2 separate regions of the Homo sapiens genome follow, and region 1 is linked to region 2. Evidence: chromatin loops called from intact Hi-C (ENCODE). Cell type or tissue: PC-3. All regions are shown on one strand. Links, peaks and the distances in the headings refer to the core of each region. The heading gives the core; the rest is flanking DNA.

Region 1 (7,487 bases), core at 1,011-6,010, 93 kb before region 2:
GAGGTTGAGGAGGCAGTGTGAGCTGAGATCACGCCACTGCCCAGCCTGGGCGACTAAGTAAGTCCCTGTCTCAAAAAAAAAAAAAAAATCTATGACTTATGACTGCACATACAGTTAATCTGCAGAAAGAAGTCTGGCAGGATATAAACAGTGGGTTACTTTGGGGAAGGAAAGATGGGTGGGGCTATGGAGGCTTTCTGGTTTACTCTGTATAATTTTGAATTATTTGAAACTTTAAAAAATTTATTTAAGTTTTTTGTTAAGAACAGTTAACGAGATATACACCCATATTTTTAAGTGTGCAATGCAGTATTGTTAACTATAGGCAAAATGCTGCACAGCAGAGCTCTAGAGCCTATTCATCTTGTGTAACTGAAACCTTATGCCTATAGATTGAAAATATATTTAGGTATTATTTGGCTATTTGAAAAAGAGGAAAAATACAGCAAATGGTCCATAGATATCCCTCCATCATCCCAGCTTTGTGGTGTCTTGTGAGAGAAAACTGCTAGAACAGTTGAAGTGTGTAGTTTTAAAATGCTTACTTGCATTGTTTTTTCTTGGCAAAAGGTGACTGAGGTTAAACTTGAGCTATTGCTGAACAACAAGAAGCTGTGACCAGTGTGCTGTTACATGCCTGTAGTCCCAGCTACTTGTGAGGCCAAAGTGGAAGTATTGCTTGAGCCCAGGAGTTTGATATGAGCCTGGACACAACATAGTGAGACCACAGTCTCTTAAAAAAGCCATGATATGAAATAGAATATAGCAGTTTCTATTCATTCTCCTTTGTCCCTTTGTTAATTTTGAAATCTTCAGATATTGGCTGAAGAAAAATGCAGCATTTAATTTGCTTAATAATATTATTTATATAATTAAATTTATTTGTAGTATTTTCTAGCAGGTCTACCCGGGTTAGAGACATTCAGTATCTGAGAGGCACATTGATCATTTCTGGGAAGAAATTGTGGCACCACACTACCAAACGCTCTTGCATATTTTATTCCATTGAATCCTTTTAAGAGTGATGGGGAAGTAAGACAGGCAGCATAATTGCTGCTCAACACAGGAGTAAGCAGTCCTAGAGAAAATTAATGACATAAATAGAGTTATAGAACTATTAAGTGACAGGGTCAGAATTGGATGGAGCCAGGCTCTCCAATTTCAAATTTAGTTCTCTTCCTACCCAGCACGAGGGTGTGCAACGTAGCAGAGCTTCCCCGGAGTAGAATGTATTGGGACCATATTTTGTACAGTTACCAGTTTTATTCCAATAAAGCCTCAAATCATTGAAAGGTGTAATGAGAGAACTATAGGCCTAAAGATGAGGATCAAATAAAATAACAAATATAATAGAACTGTCTTGCAAAATATTTTACAAATATGAGGTTGTGTTTTGATTATCATGCATGTATCAATGCCTTCCATCTCTTCTTGGTATGCTTGTGAGAAGTGCGTGAGAGTTCTGCTCTCTTATGTGGGAAAACAGATGCAGTGGAATAAATGAGGCGAGAAGGGGACAAAGCCAGGCAAGGAGCCTCGTGAACTTACATTTTGATCAAATGGACTCCCTGCCATTAAGAGAACCTTTTTTCTAGGAGGGATGGGCTGAAAGGTAGCCCCAGGCCAGAGCTGGGGTAGCTGACAGTCATCTCCCACAAAACCAGCACTTGCACAAGTGATTAAAAAGAGATTTTCAAAAACAATTGTTAATTATGGTCACAGATCCTTGACACATAGTCCTTTTCAGAGATTGATTTTCCTCAACATCCTTGTAAATATGTGGTGCTTATTTCTCCCATTTCTACCTGGCATTGCTGAGTTGAAACTGAAGTTATATTATAAAATTTCCAAATAGATAGAACATTTCTATTTTAGACATGACATTAAGGGGCTCTTCTTCTCTTGAATGGACAGACCTCAAATGACAAGCACTTTTGGGATTGTGCCTATCCTCAGGTGCCATGTTATTGGAGCTGGAATAGTAGATGCTTATACAGGGCTCGGATCAAATGGAGTTCACCAAGCCACTGCCACATAGGTACATACAACTTCCTATATCTTTGGGTCTGCGTGAAGTTTTGTGATCAGCTCACTTACTAAGGTGAAGCTTTGTGCTTCATTACCAGCCTCTTAGGTCATGTGCTCCTTTGAACATTGGGTTTCTTAAGAACAAACTAGATTATCACCTTCTTGTTCTGTTAGGCATTCAGAATAGCAAGTCTTGATAACCAAATTCCTTCATATACTCAAAGGGTCAGAGCATGGGATGCAGTGGTTCAGGAGACAAAGTCATCCTTCCATCCATCCATCCACTTATTCGACATGTATTATGTGCTAAGACCAATCCTGTTCTTACCCTGTCCCTTGCAGTCTTGTGGGGGAGGGGAAGAAGAAATATGAAAATAACTATTCAATGACCATGTGATAAGTGAAGCACCTGGCACATAGCAGGTACTCAAAAATGGCCCATGAATGGAAGTGTCATGACAGATGCATGAACAAGGCCCTACATTCAAGACTTTGAGCAGAGTTTCCTAGCCTTGGCACTGCTGACATTATGGGCCAGATAATTCTTTGCTGTGGGGGCTGCCCTGTGCATCATAGGATGCTTAGCAGCATCCCGGGCCTCTGCCTACTAGATGGCTGTTGCACCCCTCCCTTAAGCTAACAATCAAAGATATCTTTAGACATTGCTAAGTGTCCCTTGCCAAGGCAAACTGCCCTGTCGAGAAGCACTGGCCTAGAGGAACATAGGACCATCATATCATGTTGGGCAGAGCCATGGAAAGATATGCAGGGTAGGACATTCTTAATTGATTGATAATTCAGCCTTAGCTCAATTTTTTTTTTTAAAGAGTTAAGGACTCACTCTGTTGCTCAGGCTGGAGTACAGTGGCACGATCATAGCTCACTGCAGCCTTGAATTCTTGGGCTCAATGAACTTCTTACCTCAGCCTCTTAATTAGCTGGCACTATAGATACACACCACCACACTTGGCTAACTTTTTAAATTTTTAATTTTTTTAGAGACGGGGTCTTGCTATGTTGCCCAGGCTGGTCTGAAACTCCTAGGCTTAAGCGATCCTCCTGCTTCAGCCTCTCAAAGTGCTAGGATTATAGACATAAGCCATCACGCCCAGCCCTCAGATTGATTTATCCGTAAGAAGCACCGCATCTGCCAGTGACTTAGGTAAAGGCTCATCTGTTTGTTTTGTCAAAATTTGGATTGATTTCATTCCCCTCCTCTTGGCAGAAATAATGCTGTCTTTCCTGTATTCTTTTCTTCTGGGCCCATTTTTCAGCCATTCTTTCAGGTGGGTAGAGCCAGAAGACTGAGTTCTGGCCAATGGAATATAGGCAGGGGTGATGCAGCCATTTTCTGGCCTTGCCTTCATGAAATCTCTCATGTGATTCTTTCCTCTGCCTCTGCTGGTTTGTCCACCGGATCTAGCAGAGGATCCTGGGGTCCCGGGAGATGGTAGAGCCACTGGAAGAAGAGACCCGAGGCCCCGAATGACTACGTGGAGCACAGCCCTCCACCAGTGCCAGTTTGCTTCCCACTGTAACATGAGAAAGAAAGAAACTGTTACTGTGGGATACTACGGAGATGAAGGGGAAATTTGGTGTAGTTGTTAGCTTTCCTGATTAAGATACTCTCTCCTGCTCCCTTTTCCCATTGGGTACTGATAACATGCCATAAAAATACTTTTTAATTTTACTTTTCTTTGGTCACTCTGGTGACCTACACATGGCATAACCTTAGGTAGACCCCATCATAGGCAGTTCCTGTGATAGAATTATGTGCCTTCCTAGCTCCACATGGTTTGTCTTTTCCAAATCTTTATTGGAAGGGATGAGTGTTTGAATCTCCTTTCATCTGGCCCTTTGGGACTAGTAGGACCACAGTCACAGAATAAGGAGTTCTGGTTACAACCCAAGCAGAAAATGATTCCTGAATGTTGAGTTCATAGTAGCTGTATTCCCCACACAGTTCAAATGGTGACATTCTTAAGGCAGAGGAAGAAGAACAGTCAATCCTTTTATTTAATTTTGGCAAGACTGTGGTTTATGGTGCTCTGGGGAAATGCAGCCACAGATGTGTCAACCTTTAAAAAAATTCTTGGCAGTCTAACCTTTAAGTCATAAACCTAAACACAGACAGTGCATCCCTGAAAAAAGCTCGTGTTGGCTGCATTGCACACCTCTATCCCACCTTCCAAGACAACCATCATTCCGTCTTTGCTTGTGAAATGCAAGTTCTGTTTATTTTAATCAGTATTTATTTCCTAGATGATCTGGGTGCGTTGTGATTTTCAACATGTTTGACAGTTTTATGGTTAGCTCAGCAATCACTCTATATTATTCACTCCCAAGATATGGATAAGCACAAGGGAGTTACTCCTTTCCAATTCTGCATCGATGTTGGACCTCTGTCAAGAAGCATCATAGGAAGGTGGTTAAGCACATGGACACTGGAGCCCTACTGCATGGGCTCTAGCCCTAGTTTAGCATTGTATCTACTGTGTGACTTTGGGGAAAGTTACTTAATCTTACTGTGCCTTGTCTTCAGGAACAAGAACAGTACCTACTTCCTAGAGCAGTTGTGAAAACCAAAGGAGTTAATTTGTATATAGACTTTAGGGAAGTGCCTGGCACAATATAAGTGCTTATAAATATTATCTGTCAATATTGCTAAAGGACAAACACTATGTTTTCATATATTTTACTTACATGATAATCAAAATGAGAAACTAGTTATTGTTATTTAATTCATTAAGTCTTCTATCTTCCCCTGTGCTTTTAAAGGACTTAATTAACTAGAGTTATTATAACTCCTTTTGGGGAAAATTTCTATTTTTACACATACACAGATAGGAACATGTATGAAAGTATATCAAAATGTTAACAGCATCATCTCTGGGAGGTTTGATTATGAATGATCTTAATTCATTTTCATTTTTTCCTCATTTGGATTTAATAAGTCTCTATACACATTACTTATAGAACTTTAACAGAGCAAAGAACTCAACTAACATTTCTAGCACTTTCAGAGAATATTATTCATATTATATTTGCATGTGTTTTGTGTGAAACTTCACATCAAGTGTTTTATGCCTTAACTTTTTGTGATTCTTTCCTCCTGTGTTTTCTCTGTTCAAGTGAACACATCAGTAGGATCAGTGATTTGTCATGCACAGACACAGCACATAACTCCACATTTCAGGTAACAGCTCTTTTTGTGTGTGTGTGATAGATTTTTACTCTTGTTGCCCAGGCTGGAGTGCAATGGCACAATCTCTGCTCACTGTAACCTTTGCCTCCCAGGTTCAAGTGATTCTGCTGCCTCAGCCTCCCAAGTAGCTGGGATTACAGGCATGCACCACCATGCCTAGCTAATTTTGTATTTTTAGTAGAGACAGGGTTTCACCATGTTGGTCAAGCTGATCTCAAACTCCTGACCTCAGGTGATCCACTTGCCTCGGCCTCCCAAAGTGCTGGGATTACAGGCGTGAGCCTCCGCGCCAGGCTGTAACTGCTCTTCAGATAACTTCGATCCTTTGTTTCTTTCCTTTGCCTGTGGTGTCTGATAATTCTGCTAATCAGCTGGATCCCTGCCGGCCACCCTAATTTAGTTGTAGGACACAGAGCTAATACCAAGGGGACCAACTCCTGCTTCTGCCTTGAGAAATACACTTAGCATCTGGGGCCCCTAGAGATGGATGATTGCTGTGCCTGTGACAGAAATGTGAGGGTGGTTAACTAGAACTCTCACAGTCTACCTGATCTTACTCAAAGTCAATAAAGAATTGGACCAGGTCAAAAGGAAATCTCTTGGTGAGAAAGCGAAGAGTTTGAAAATGTGCCTTTAGTAATATTTCTGCCTCTGTCAGGAGGGAGAGCTCGTGACTCAGGTAGAGTAATGATGACCATCTCTTGAATGATTTCTATTTGTCACTGCTTTAAAAATCTGTTCCTAACTGTTCACCACCACCCTGTGAGGTAGGGGAAGTAATGACAATAACAGCTATGATGATAGCAATAACCAGCAGCTAACATTTGCTGAGCACTTACTATATGCCAGCCACTAAGCTAAGCTCTTTATGTAATTATCTAATGTCAACCTTGTCAAATATCCAAGGTAAATCCCACCATAATTTCCATTGTACAGATGAGAAGACTGAGGCTCAGAGAGGGAAACTGACACAGCTAAGATTTGATTCCGGGTCTGTCTGACTTACAGTTGGGATGTTAAGCATGCTATTATATTGCTGAATCATTCTATAATCAGCTCTTTTGTTTTGGAATTTAGTGCTGAATGTTTTAATTTATCTGGTGATACAGACTTCATCTTCTTTGTTCTTTCTTAATGTGCAGCTTATTATAAATATGCTTTTATATAAATTATCTCTACATTTAATTGTCTCTTTATTTGATCTTCATAACCCAGCCCATGGGGCAGTCAGGTTAGGTATTATCTGAGCTTTACCTATGAGGAAAATGAAGCCCAGAGACATGGACTTTTCCCAACACACACAGCCATGAGTGGCAACAGCAAGGCTGGAATGGATGTCTTCAGATTCCTGGTCCAGTGATCATTCAACTCTCCCGTTGTTCTGATGCCTTATTCTCACAAGTCAGCTGTCTTTTTCTTCTTGCCCCCAAAGGATTTTTGTTTTTTTTGGTAAAACAAACACTTTTTGGGTTATTTTAAAATAGTTTAGTAGAATTGGGATGTGCACATAGGATAGGGCAGAATATGCAAAGGAGATGGCCCTTGAGGAGTTTTCACACCTTCAGTCGTGTTTACCAGGAGGTGTTCACTAAACCCTAGTTTGTCAATTATGTTTATTCTTTCCAGAATCTGGGAAGGGGCCAGCGATGCAATGGGACACCCAATACTTAGGAGCCTCACCTGCTTCCAGGTCCCTGCTCTAATTCTGCAGTCCTCGGTCCAGCTATTGCTGAAAGCAAAGCTTCAGACCACCTGTCAGCAAATTATTCCTTCCTCAAGAAGTTGCCCTGAAGCCATTTCTTTATATGAAGGCTTTTAGTTCATCACTACACTGGAAATTCAGTTTACCACCGAATGAAGTTTTTTAGAAGAGGTTGTTATTATTTCCTTTAAAGAGAGGTATCAGAGGACAGGGGTTGGTAGAAGCAATAAAGAAAACCATTAATATAGATTGAGAATTAAGATGCTGTTTTCTGCTGAGGATGGCAGGAGGGAGGTGTGTTCCAGCCCACAGGGTGATATGGTTGTCCTGACAGCAGTGAACTCCTAGGGTAAAAGCAGCAGTCAGACTGGCTGTTAGATAGCAGGTCTCTGGGAGCTCCCAGGGAATTGGGTCCATATTGTGGTCCCTTTTTGGAATCAAATTCTGAGATGTAATCTCAGAAGGAGAAATAGAGTTATGAAAGAAGGTAATGTAATAGAGAAGAAAGAATCTGAAGATGTGGGTTCTAATCCTGGCAACATGCCTAATTAC
Region 2 (7,487 bases), core at 1,477-6,476:
GACCAGAAACTAAAACAAAGAGATGCTCTTTTTTTCAATCAGATTTGTATGTATGTATGTATGTATTTGAGATAGAGTCTTGCTCTGTCGCCCAGGCTGGAGGGCAGTGGCATGATCTCGGCTCACTGCAACCTCCACCTCCCAGGTTCAAGCGATTCTCCTGCCTCAGCCTTTTGAGTAGCTGGGATTACAGGCGCCTGCCATCATGCCCAGCTAATTTTTGTATCTTTAGTGGAGACGGGGTTTCACCATGTTGGCCAGGTTGGCCTCGAACTCCTGACCTCAGGTGTTCTGCCCACCTCGACCTCCCAAAAGTGCTGGGATTACAGGCATGAGCCACCGCGCTCGGCCTATTGATTTTTAAAGCAGCTTTATTGAAGTATAATTGATATACAATAAGCTGCATATATTTAATGTCTACAACCTGATGAGTTTGGACATATACAAACACCCATGAAATTATCACCACAATCAAGGTAATAGACAGAGATGTCTATCTCTGTCACCTCCAAAAGTTTCCTCGTGTCCCTTTGTTCTTGTTATTTTGGGGTTTTTTGGGATGTGTGTGTGGTGAGAACACTTAACATGAGATCTACCCTCTTAACAAATGTTTAAGTGCATAATACAGTATTATTGACTCAGATTTGCAATATTTAAAATGTCTAGCTGGGCATGGTGGCTCACATCTGTAATCCCAGAACATTAGAAGGCTGAAATAGGAGGATCACTTGAGGGCAGAAGTTTGAGACCAGCGTGAGAAACATAGCAAGACCCCATCTCTACAAAAAATTTTTAAAAATTAGCTGGGCATGGTGGCATGTGCTGGCAGTCCTAGCTACTCTGGAGGCTGAGGCAGGAGGATTGCTTGAGCCCAGGAGTCTGAGGCTGCAGTGAGCTATAATGCCACTACACTCCAGCCTGAGTGACAGAGTGAGACCCTGTCTCTAAAAAATTTAAACAATATATTTTAATGCCTGATAACATCAAGTGTTGATGAGGATGTGGGGAAACTAAGCAATCTTATACATTCTGAGGGTGTGAACCGGCACACTTTAGAGGCTTTACAGGACCTTTTGAAACTGAAAGTGTGTATTATCTATGACACATAAAGTCCATTTTAAATTATTTATCCTAGACAAATACTTGCACCTGAGGCAGGTAGATCACCTGAGGTCAGGAGTTCAAGACCACCCTGGCCAAAATGGCAAAACCTTGTCTCTACTAAAAAATAAAAAAAATTAGGTGGGCATGATGGCAGGTACCTGTAATCCCAGCTACTTGGGAGGCTGAGGCGGGAGAATCGCTTGAACTGGGGAGGCAGATGTTGCAGTGAGCCGAGATCGCACCACTGCACTCCAGCCTGGGTGACAGAGCAAGACTCCGTTTCACACACACACACACACACACACACACACACACACACACACACACACACAAAAGCAGCTTAGTCCCCCCTCCCCCATTATTTTCATTAAGAAACATAAAACTTCAAATGCACTAGCTTTCTTGAAAATATTTTGTTAGAAAATATTTCAAACATACAGAAAACTATGGAGAATAATATAGTGAATATCCATATACCTTCCACTAAGTTTTAGGAACTCTTAATATTTTGCCATATTTGCTATATATATATCTATATCTATATCTATATCTATATATTTTTAAGGAAATAAAACATTGAAAATACAGTTGCAGCTGTATGGGTACTCTTACTTCATTCCTTTTCACATTCCTCTTTCCCTAGACGCAGTCACTATCCAGAATTAGTATTTATACTCCTTAGCCATATTTTAAACTTTTATTTTATATCTATGCATCCATAAACAACATATAGAAATACAGCTGGTATTATGCCATAGGTATAATTCTGCAGCTTGATTTGTTCATTTGGTGTTATGATTTTAAAAGTACATCTGTTTATATATACAGAACTTCAGTCTGTTCCTTTCCATGACAGTGTAGAATTCCATTGTACGGGTATACCACAACGTCGTTATCCATTTTCCTCTTGATTGACATTTAGGATTCCAGTTTCTTGTTGACATAAACATGTTGCGGTGCACCTTCATGTACATGTGTGAGAGTTTCTCTAGGGTATATGATTGGGGTGGAATTGCTAGGTGGTTGGGCATGCATGTCATCAATTTTACTAGATAATGCCACATTGTTTCCCAAAGGAGGTTGTACCAATTCACACTCTTGCCAGCTGTATGTTAAGTTTTCCTGTTGCTCCATACCCTTGCCAAATCTTGGCCTCGTCACACTTTATCATTTTTACCTATTTGATGGATGTGAAATGGTATGTAAATGCTGCTTTCATTTGCTTCTCCCTGACGAATTTTGAGAAGTACCTTTCCATATGTGTCTTGACATTTGGGTTTCTACTTGCATTCATTTTTTGAATTTACAAAAAATTTAAAGCACAAAATTTACTCTGCCAAAGACTATAATAAAAATAATTCCAGCTCTCTAGGACTGCATATGGTCTGAGTGATGTTTGTGACATGGGTGCCAAAGAAACAGCCCCAAAATAAGAAATACATGTGCACTCGGCTTACTAGACAGAAACACAGTGTGGTCAAATCTACCACACAATGTGGTCATACATATATTTATTTATGATGCAAGAAAAGTCCTGACGTAAAGGCGGGTAATTTTAAAAGGTTTGAATCCAGAGTGTTGGAAGATCTGAAGGGATAAATGCTGTGTTGCTAAACCAGAAAGGTAGACTTTGTGACCATCACCTGACACTGTGTTGGAACTAATATTTAGAAGAAGAAATCTGAAGTTTGGTTTTGGTAGTGGTAATTTTATTTTAAAATTAACCAATTTTGCTGTTCTTAATCACATCTGGATTTTCTTCTCCCTAGCATTCTCTAGCACTTGAGTCTCTCTTGCTCTTAAAAAGATATGTATTTCTACAGTCTCTAGGTGATGGTTCTTTGTGTTCTTAAAGTTCCTATTTGACTTCTTCCTTTGTAGGGCAAAGATCATGCCTTTCACTTCCTTTGGAAATCTGAGTCATAGATTTAGAGGTGAATGAGACATTGGAGGTGATTTGGAAATAAGAACTGCTAATGTTTTTCTAGTGCCTTGCAATTTACAAAGCACTTTCCTATTCACTTAATTCTCCTTAGCACCTGGTGAAATGGGTAGAGAAGTATTATTACTGTTGTTGTTAGCCTCGCTGTGCAGATTAGTGGCTCTTGGTCATTGGGCCAGCAGGTGCTGAAATCAGAACTCAAATCTACATCTTCTGACCATGAATCCCACTGTCCTTCCAAAACCGCATTCATTTCATGCCACAGCATTTAGCCCACAGCTTCCTGTTACTGAGGCCAGAGATGCCTATTGATTTTTGCACACCCAAACTGATTTTACTGTGGTCCTTACTGACGTAAGGAGCTTGAACTCCTTCAGGCAAGCTGGTGTTAGTGGAATTAGGATTTAAATAATTTTAACCTGGATAAATTAAGCAACAATTCATCAGTGGCTCTCAACTTTGACAGCATAGTATGATAACCCTTGTACCTGACTCCATCTGAAACCAATGAAATCAAAGTGGAGGTTGGATGGGAGGCATTCCAGCTGTCTTTGTTTTAGGGATTATGTTCTTGTTTTCTGTGATTAATGCTGTTGATGGCATTTGTTCTTCTTCAGTTAAAGAAAAGAATAGTGTAAGCTCTATGATTTGTTATTTACTTTTAGCCAGTGCCTTAAACTAAACCTCTAGTTCACGTTTACGCATGGAAGTCCACTGCCTTTTAAAAAAGTTTCTATTTTCCAGCTATCAGCTGGCCTTAGCCTCTTGGAGATTAGTCAGCTCCTGCTTCCCCTTGACTCACTTTCTCAGCCCTTGTCCTGAGGCGCCACCTCTGTGTTTCCTTTTCTCTGCCTTACTTTCTAGTTTCTTTGATTTGTTTCTCCACTCTCTGTCCTCATGAGCTCCCTTCCTCATCATCCTAAGGCTAGAATTGACTTCTCTTGCTGCTTCTACAAAGATACACATATTTTCTCCTCCTCTCCTTTCGTAGCCCTTTTATAAAACATCCCATCTCTGACCAGAAGACTAATCAAAACCCTGAACCCCCTAAAAGGAAGCTTATATCAGATGTCTTAGCTGTTCAGACATGGACTTGGTGGGCTGGTGATCATGGAGAATGGCGAGGGTGTCATGGAAGGCGGGTGAACTCTGCTTCCTGTGAATTCATTTGCAGGGAGCTTCTGTTCCATGATGATGGCATGGCTTCATAGAGCTGAGCATGGGCACTCTTCTGAGTGTGAGCTGGTTTTGGCTCATGCTTGAGCCTATCTGCCTACCCCATAGTTTGAGAAAGTAGTGAGCAATTTATAGGCCTGATGTCCTATCTATCCAAAAGCCTCATGGAAACTGACTTCTTTTTACCAAAATATCTGGCTAGTCCCAGATTTTTAGGTAAAGCAGATTTCTTCTGGTCCCCTCAGCCTTGATCAAATCTTGTCAGCACATGACTAATACAAAGAAAAGAAGAGGTGGTGGTTATGTCAGGCAAATGGGAGCAAGATACAGCATTTGATTTAACGTCGGCAGGGCTTCCCTTGACCCCATTATGCCTCTAACTTGTGCTGTTTGATTCCAGGAGCTCGTGTAAATGCCAAGGACAACATGTGGCTGACTCCACTGCACCGGGCTGTTGCTTCCAGAAGTGAAGTGAGTGATTACCATATTTAATCTAATACCTACTGTGCCTAGAAAAAGAAAAAGTCTTGCTAGCGAATTAAGAATCCTTACTGGTAAGCAGAAGGCTTTTACCTCTAATGTAAGAGGGTTACCCAAAATGAACAGCTTTTATTTGAGTATCTCCTGTGTGCCAGACATAGTGCTGAGTGGGGCTGGGGAGTATCTGGGGTAGTTCAACATGGACAGCATGATCCTGAATTTCAATGAGTTCTCAGCCTGGGGAGGAGGCAAAGCAGAAAGCATATCATTACAATATCATCATTGACTTGCGGGAGAAAGCAACTAACTGCCTGCTTGAATAGAGGAAATCTTCCAAGAAGAGATGTCAGTTGATCTGGTCCTTAAAGGTTGAGTAAGGACTTAGCAGGCCAGGAGAAGGAGGGAGGACTGAGGCAAGGAAGTGAGTGAATGGGGGCCTCAGTGAGGTATAACTGGAACTCAGGCTATAGTAGAAGGTAAATCTGATAGTGGAGGTTGGGCCAGATGGCAGAGGGCTTGGAATCCTCTGAGCAATGGAGAATGGTCACAGCAGGGGAGTGGTATGCTCAGATCTGTGTTTCAGAGAACCTTTGTGGTGGCAGCATGTGAATGGGCTGAGGGGGAGAGGTCTCAGGGAGGAGCGCCAGTAAGAGACCAAAAGAGGCCTGAAGCAGCTGGGATGAGGGCATAAAGCTGAGTCCATGATTTGAGAGCTCATTAGAGGTAAACCTGGCAGGATTTAGTACCTAGTAGGGGTGAGGTGGGAAAGAAGCTGGTAGGTAAATGGCGATGCTGTTAACAGAAGAGGCACAGAGCAGGGGAGCAGGGGCCGGGAGGCTGGTGGGTCCTGTTTGCTAACGCTGAGTTCAGCAAACATGTCGTTGGAGTGGGAGCTCCATGAGGACAGGGATCTGTACTTTGTTCCTGGATGTATCCCAAGCCTGGTACAGTCTAGGCATCCAAGAAATAATTTGTTGTTGAATGCTGGAAATTCGGGTGAAGATGACTGATAGATTATCTATAATTATTTATACAAGTCTAGCACTCAGGGACAGGGAGGATGATCATCAAACCATGGTAAATGCATCAGGTAGCTCAGGGGAAGTATAAAGGATGAGAAGATCAATGTGAAGGCAGGGGTGGCAGGGAACCCTGGTGAATGTCAGCCTTGAAGCCTGGTCAGAGGAGATGCCCATTATCCAGGGATACAAGAGGTTCAAACCTTGCATGCACTTGGTGCTGGATGACTGACCTCCATAGCTGAATTTACCAAATGCAGCTTCTCCTCTGCTACTGGAGAAGGTGATGTTCTCCAGGTACACCTAGGAGCAAAAGGTCTTGCTGAGAATTAATATACAGAAGTTGCAGGTGTCTTTGGCCGTTATTGGTGTCAGCTTTTCCTCTTTGGCAACTATCTGGAAATTTTAATATATACTTGCTAGGTGACAGCTTAGTAGTCATGGTTTTTCTTGCTGCGCTTTGTGATTTTAGTAGGTTTTAAAAGGGGTTGGTTGTGTTCTCCTTCCAAATATCCCGCATGGAATGAGAGAGGTCAATAATCCTAAATTGCCTGGCTCAGACCCTGGAGAATTCAGAATCTTCTCATGGTCCCACATTTTATTTCCATTTTGTCTGGGAAAACGAGGGCAGTGAGCTGACTGAGTGGGTATTACCAGCTTCATGAGACCAACCCCTTCATAGAGGAGTATTTCCTGGCCTTTTAAGACCACTTGGTCTTTAGTAAATTTAAGTGTCTCTTTAAAAATATGTATGGATTTGTTTCCTCTTCAACAAGAACCAGGTCTTTTTAGTTGGGAAAATAATTCAATATGTACCTCCCATATGCCAGGCACCTTTTCTTTGTAGCTCATGGAGCTACAAAAAAAAACTAAGACCGATGGTCTCTGCCCTTAGGAAGTGTGTAGTCTAGTGGAAAAGAAAGACACAAAAAAGATGATTTCATTACTCTGTGACCTTTCCCAAGTGATCTCTATCTTTGTTAGCTCAACTAGCTTCAAAGACTTCAATCCTCAAAACATCCATTTTCCATCAACAACCAGTCTGCATTCTGTAAGTATCTTTAGTGTGTTTGAATCCAGTCAGCCTAATGATGGACTGACCTTCCAATCTGAGAAAGGCTTTTGTTGCTTCTCCAAGTAACCAGCTCCCTCTGTAGGTTTGCAGGGAGGAAAAAAGAATCACTAGCCAGATAGGAATTAAATGCAAACAAACCCTGAACTGTAAATAATTGGGTCACATATGAGCTCATGATGTCTTCATATTAGTATCTGTCACAGCAAGTTGGACAGTTTCTTATGAAAATTGGAGTCTCGGCTGGGCGCAGTGGCTCATGCCTGTAATCCCAGCACTTTGGGAGGACAAGGTGGGTGGATCATGAGGTCAGGAGTTCGAGACCAGCCTGACCAACATGGAGAAACCCCGTCTCTGCTAAAAATACAAAATTAGCTGGGCATGGTGGCGCATGCCTGTAACCCCAGCTACTCGGGAGGCTGAGACAGGAGAATCACTTGAACCTGGGAGGCAGAGGTTGCGGTGAGCCAAGATCACGCCATTGCACTCCAGCCTAGGCAAAAAGAGTGAAACTCCATCTCAAAAAAAAAAAAAAAAAAAAAAAGAAAGAAAAAGAAAAGAAAAGAAAGGAAAAGAAAATTGGAGTCTCTGTAACCATTGTGAGAGCTGACGGTGGAGAAGACATCTTAACTCCAAGCACATTGCTGTCCTGTGGAAGTCCTAAATTCAGATTTCCTTCTTCTTTGGAATTTAG

What was found. Hi-C counts contacts between places; a loop is a spot of excess contacts. Peaks named below come from ENCODE experiments on the same cell type or tissue, not always from the same donor. Only the 100,000 strongest peaks of a DNase experiment are listed, where the experiment ranks them.
Region 1: it touches region 2 in a loop (10-fold over the local background); 1 of 110 quality-filtered maps calls a loop at or near these places.

Annotation. Positions count from the first base shown.
Region 1 is chr2:197,226,796-197,234,282 of GRCh38, reverse strand. The region is part of intron 1 of ANKRD44 (ankyrin repeat domain 44); the gene reads left to right. Among named protein-coding and RNA genes, the nearest start is that of ANKRD44-AS1, 33 kb to the right of the region's middle. In PC-3, for the core only: no CTCF peak of the experiment used is centred there; a DNase peak (open chromatin) is centred at 4,032.
Region 2 is chr2:197,133,798-197,141,284 of GRCh38, reverse strand. ANKRD44 (ankyrin repeat domain 44) reads left to right here. Exons shown (of 28, transcript NM_001195144.2): 4 at 4,623-4,693. Among named protein-coding and RNA genes, the nearest start is that of ANKRD44-AS1, 60 kb to the left of the region's middle. RefSeq lists an enhancer at 3,284-3,867. In PC-3, for the core only: a CTCF peak has its summit at 3,885; a DNase peak (open chromatin) is centred at 3,844; H3K4me3 peaks cover 628 bases; H3K27ac peaks cover 828 bases.